2 separate regions of the Homo sapiens genome follow, and region 2 is linked to region 1. Evidence: chromatin loops called from intact Hi-C (ENCODE). Cell type or tissue: dorsolateral prefrontal cortex. All regions are shown on one strand. Links, peaks and the distances in the headings refer to the core of each region. The heading gives the core; the rest is flanking DNA.

Region 1 (2,920 bases), core at 113-2,612:
ACACCAGAAAGACCAACCATGTGGTTAGGGGGTCGGGACTTTGAGCCATATGATGCTAGACTGATATCCAAGAAGGGGAGGGGGCTAGAGATTGGGTTTAACCATGTAGGCCATGATACAATCAGTCATGCCTATGTCATGGAGCCTGGAGAAAATCTTTAGATACCAAAGCCCAGGTGAGTTTCTTAGATTGGTGACATTCTGTATATAGCCACACATCAACATCAGGAGAGTAACGCATCCCGAGGGCATGGAAGCGTTGTGTTTGGGACCTTCCCAGTCCCAGATTTTACCTTATGATCTTTTCCTTGGGCTGGTTCTGAACTGTATCCTTTGCTGTAATAAAACTGTCATCCTACATATAACGCTTTGCTGAGTTCTGTGACTCATTCTAGCACATTATCAAATCTGAGGGAGTCCATGGGGACCCCCAAATTTGTGGCTGGCCAATCCGAAGTGAGGGTGGCCCTGGGCATCCCTGAACTTGTAGCTGGTGTCAGAAGTCTTGGGTAGATGTAACATTCTGGAGGACCGTGCCTTTAACCTGCCTTTTGTTATAGGAGTGTCAGCTGTGTTTAATACCTTTCCTCACCTATTATAAGAGTCACAGCCAACACTCCTATAACAAAAGACAGGTTAACAAGAGAAAAGCTTAACTATTTAACCACAGATTTACATGACATAGAAGCCTTCAGATATGAAGACTCAGAGACCCAGGAATACTGTCTATTTTTATGCTTAGGTTCAATGAAGAATGGACAGCCATGTAGAAATGTGATTGGACAAAAAGACTATGATCTAATGGTGATAGACTGAGGCGGGGAACCTATCAAGAACCATCTGCCCAGACTTTTTTTGGCGTCTCTGAGCATCACTTCTTCCTCCCGAGAATAGGGCAGCACCCCTAGGGAGAGAATAACTTTCCTAGGTGTTATGGCTTGCTTTGCGGGAGAGGAGTTCTAGTGTTTATGACTCATTCTGGGGAGGAGGAATTCTGATTTCTATGGCTGGCTTTAGGGAAGAAGAGGGGTGGAAGACATGAGGTAAGAGTGTTCCTGGATGGAAGGTCTTGACTATGAATTGTCCAAGCTCTTGGCTTGTTGAACAAAGACTTGAACAAAATGCACAAACAAAGCAACAAAAGAACAAAGCAATGAAAGACAAATGGCAACAAAAGAATGGAGTAACAAAGGCATAGATTTACTGAAAAAGCAAAAGTACAATTCACAGAGTAAGGGCAGGCTCAGGCAAGAGGCCCAAGAGCCTCCTCTACTGCAATGCTCCCCGGGCTTTTTATAAAGCCAAAAGAATTCGGTAACACCCTCAGCTGCGCTTCAGAGGCCTCCAGCTGGTTACACCCTAAGAACAATTGGCCTGCAACCAATCAGAGGCTGAAGTGGAGAGTTGGTCCACATCAATCAGAGGCTGAAGTGGAAACTTTTGTCTTGTTTTTACAGGAGTGAAAAGGTGGCCTGTGTGCTGCCCAGTCTTGCCTAGAACTGGCTGCACCTGCTGTTCTGTTGCTTATGCAAACTCCTATTCCTTTGCTTATGCCCCAACCCTTGGCTACCCTAATTCCCTATCCTCCTGCCTCAAGAGGTCAGAGAGATCTTGTTTCTGAGGCTCTCCAACGTCCCTCAGTTTAAAGTACTCAGTGTGCCAAGTGCCATAATTATGAGTGTCATGTTCTGAGCCCCAACAGGGCTAAGGCTGGGCAGTCTTTGTTCTTGTGATCCTTATGGACCACTGAAGACGCTAGAGAAAAAATTATTAATACCTATGCGAATAAACATGAGACACATAACAGTGGGCCTTACCTACTCTTAGGGGTCAAGGAAGTTTCCCTAGAAGTGGAAGAGCATTTGAAGAAGAGAAATGAGTCCATGCAAAGGCTCTGAGACAGGAAGCAGCACATCACAATGGAAGAATTTACAAGGGGCTGCAGTGTCTGGACAGCAGAAAGTGGGGCAAGCAGAGGTGGGAGAGAAAGAAAGTTGTCAGTTCATGCAGTCCCATGCATGCTGTTAAGGACTTTGGAGTTTGTTTTAGAAAAGTAGAAAGCCTCTGAAGTGACAATTAGACTTGCATTTTTAATAGTTACTTAGTAGGCATGAGGAGAGCCTAAATCCACTCCAGTGACATGGCTGGTACAAGAGTAGTCCTAGTAGCACAGCCAAGGGCGGTGGAGGAACGTGGATGCATTCAAGATCTGCAGAAGCTAGAATCAACCATACTTGGTGATCAAATGGAAATTGGAGTACTGATGCAGGAGATCCCAGGTGTCAGGCATGACTAGGGACAACAAGGGGCTGTTCACTGTGAAAGGAAAATGAATCTTGGGACCCCAAAACCACTAAGCCAAAGGGAAAAGTCAAGCTGGGAACTGCTTAGGGCAAACCTGCCTCCAAATCTATTCCTAAAAAACATAGCTACTAAGATTTAAAAAAAAAAAAAGCTACACACCTCCCTCCCTCACAAGGAATTTCACTGTGGACAAAGGACAGACAGAACTCAAAGTCATTCCTCTGCTCACCGAGATAAATGCATATCTGATTGCCTCTTTTGGAAAGGTTAATCAGAAGCTCAAAAGAATGCAACAATTTGTCTCTTACCTACCTATGACCTAGAAGCCCCCTCTCCTCTTCCAGTTGTCCCGCCTTTCCAGACAGAACCAATGTACATCTTACATATATTGATTGATGTCTCATGTCTCTCTAAAATGTATAAAACTAAGCTGTGCCCCGACCACCTTGGGCACATGTCGTTAGCACCTCCTGAGGTTGTGTCATGGGTACGCATCCTTAACTCTGGCAAAATAGGCTTCCTAAATTGACTAGGACCTGTCTCAGATATTTGGGGCTCACATCACTGAGGCAGAAAACACTGGAAGAGGACAGGTTTGTTGGGGAAGCATCCCCAG
Region 2 (2,920 bases), core at 319-2,818, 100 kb before region 1:
AGAAAACAGTACATTTACAATTCTTGAAAAGATTTTTAAAAATAATTTAAATAGATACTGAGGGCAATTAGTTTCTCAACCTTGCTGGGACTGTTCTCAAAATGCAGCTGTGTTCACTAAACCTTAAAAGTGCTGACTGCAGCATGGCTATAATAGATTTAAAAGATGAATTAACATATTAACCAAATACTTTCCTTGAATTGCTACACCAAGGAGTATTTGTGTTTTAATTACACAGATCATAAAGATGGCAAGATAGTTATGCTACTAATAGCATAATGTCCTTTAAAAATAACATTTGTTCAGTACCCCTAAAATAAAAAGCATGACGTTTTCTTACTGGAAACAAATCTGTATGTAATGATGCTTTCCTTCATCCATTCTCAGAAGTTGCTATTGTGCCACTTTTGCTCCTGCTGAGATGTTAATGCCAGTTCATAAACCTCATGGCAACATGGTAATTAACACCTTCCTCCTACTGGTACCAGGTCAAAGGCATATTGATTTGGGCTTTCCACAGTTGAGATGCATGTTAAAAGTTTACTCAACAAACAACACTTAAAGAAAGTGTGTTTATGAGTTTGGACGTTTCGACTGTGTTTCTGACATACAATGACAATGCATGACCTTGTCTAAAAAAATATTCTTATGATGATGGAAAGTAAAAATAAGTGTATAAATTGCTATTGATAGTTACATTGTATAATAACAGTATAAGGAGCAATATTTGTCAAAATCTACTTATAAATGGAGTTTTCTAACTGTGGGAAATTTTTTAAACTTCTTCATGATTATATGCTTTCAATACAGGAATATTAGGATATAGCTTTCTTATTCATTGTTAAGTTTTTAAGAGTTTGCCACTGTAACTAATATAAAATAAGACATGTCTGATGAAGCTGGCTGTGTCTGGCAGATAGAGGTCAAAGCAGGCAGGAGTTTATATACAAAGTAGACAAATGATATGGTTTGGCTGTGTCCCCAAACAAATCTCATCTTGAATTGCAGTTCTCGTAATTCCCACATGTTGTGGGAGGGAACAGGTGGTGATAATTGAATCACAAGGCCAGTTTCCCTGATCCTGTTCTCCTGATAGTGAGTTAGTTCTCACGAGATCTTATGGTTTTATCAGGGGCTTCTCCCCTTTGCTGGGTATTCACTCTCTCCTGCCACCCTGCAAAGAGGTGCTTACTGCCATGATTATAAGTTTCCTGAGGCCTTCCCCAGCCCGGCAGAACTGTGAGTCAATTAAACATTTTTCCTTTATAAATTACCCAGTCTCAAGTATTTCTTCATAGCAGTTTGAGAACAGACTAATACAACAAGAAATACAGGTAGGACCTGAAAAGAAGGCAGAATCTAGAATCCAGGCAGGAGGAAGAGGTGGATATGGTAGATCTGGCCAGATAATAAGAGTTAAGAGGTAAATAACCAAAATAGAGGAGAATAATTAGGCAATGACAAAGATTTAACCTATCTTCTAGCACTGGCCTCAAAGATGTTGGTTCTGCCCTAATATTGTGTTCTGGTCAGAAGTGGGCAGTACTGCCCAAAAATGTCATGGCTAAGGCAGATCAGAGTCCTTAGGGGAAATCCTGCTTCTGGAATGGAGAGATTTTCTCAAAGCTCTGCACTTCCAATGAGAAGAGCATTCATTCATAATAATTTATTGGGATATGTGAACAGAGAGAAAGTTTGAATCTTCGTGGAATCATCTATCTTTCTAGAGGTTCCAAGAATCAAGCTTTCAGACCAGATATCTCCTAGGCTATAAGAAAATTAAACCACCTCTGCATTCACTGAATTTGAAGACCTACCTGGCATACTTTTTCAGTTTTTGTAGAGTTGCCAAAGATGAAAACAATTTAAGAAGGAAGGAGGCTATGTCAGAAGGGATGGAGGAAGATTACCAGTTGAATAAGTTGAATTATAAAATGGAAGTTTGCACAGTAATAGAGGAAACCTGCAAGACCATGGTGAAGGAGCCCGACTTTAATACAGATGGGCAGTTGGTTGAATGATGTTAAGGTAGATCTGGGAAATGGAGGTTCTGCTCAGCAATGGAAGTTAACTTTTGTGCTGTGCTTGCTTGGTATTCCAATGAGGGCCGGGTTACTTTAGTTCATGCACAGGTTGTTGCTTTAATCTACCATAGTGGGAACAGGTGAAGGTCTGGTGTGAGAAAACTGGTAGCAGATGTAGAGCAGAGTGGGCTATACTAGGTTACAGCACGAGGAAGCAGGTTTTTTAATTTCTTAAGGACAGAAAGAGAAACCAGTTATTTTATTGACACCTTGAAAATTAACAGAATTAGAAAATTTGAGATTTCCTCTAAATCTAGCCATTTGAAGAACATGGATACCAATAGATCAAAACAGCATTTCCCAAACCAGAATCCAGACAAAAGGCCCAAACCAGAGCAAATGAGTATAAAATTATGGTCGAACAAAGTTATACAATCCAGACCACAAGGGAGAGTTTCTGAGGAAGAACAAATTGATAACCAATGGCCATGTGCTTGTGTAAAATAGAAGAATCTCTGATGCCAAGTGGGGCTATCTGGATTTGATCCTGCTTATTCTAGCTCAAGAGTTATTCAGAAGACAGGTGGGCTTCAGGCAGTCCGTGAACTCCCTGCAATTATATGCAGAATGTAGTGTATTTGTGCATTTTCAGAAGGTTACTCTTTGTTCAGATTGTCAAAGAAACTTAACACTCCCCAAAGTGGAGTGTGGGCAGTATAGTTGGATGTGCTTGGAAGCTGTCAGAAATACAGGCAGGAATTCAGAAGACAGGTCAGAATTAGAAACAGATTTGGGATTCATAAGCAAATAAGGAGGCAGCTGAAACATTAGTCATAAGTAAGAGTGCTCAGGGAGATTTTCAAGAGAACAAGACATAAAACAGAAGGCAAGTTTAG

The links. Hi-C counts contacts between places; a loop is a spot of excess contacts. Peaks named below come from ENCODE experiments on the same cell type or tissue, not always from the same donor. Only the 100,000 strongest peaks of a DNase experiment are listed, where the experiment ranks them.
Region 2: a loop joins it to region 1, with 2.6 times the contacts of the local background. A loop is called at or near these places in 1 of 110 quality-filtered maps.

What each region holds. Positions count from the first base shown.
Region 1 is chr10:22,872,734-22,875,653 of GRCh38, reverse strand. No RefSeq gene overlaps it. Among named protein-coding and RNA genes, the nearest start is that of ARMC3, 54 kb to the left of the region's middle. RefSeq lists an enhancer at 1-308. In dorsolateral prefrontal cortex, for the core only: no CTCF peak of the experiment used is centred there; a DNase peak (open chromatin) is centred at 1,373; H3K27ac peaks cover 2,500 bases.
Region 2 is chr10:22,976,583-22,979,502 of GRCh38, reverse strand. All of the region lies in intron 8 of ARMC3 (armadillo repeat containing 3), which reads right to left. Among named protein-coding and RNA genes, the nearest start is that of ARMC3, 50 kb to the right of the region's middle. In dorsolateral prefrontal cortex, for the core only: a CTCF peak has its summit at 1,508; no DNase peak of the experiment used is centred there; H3K27ac peaks cover 1,832 bases.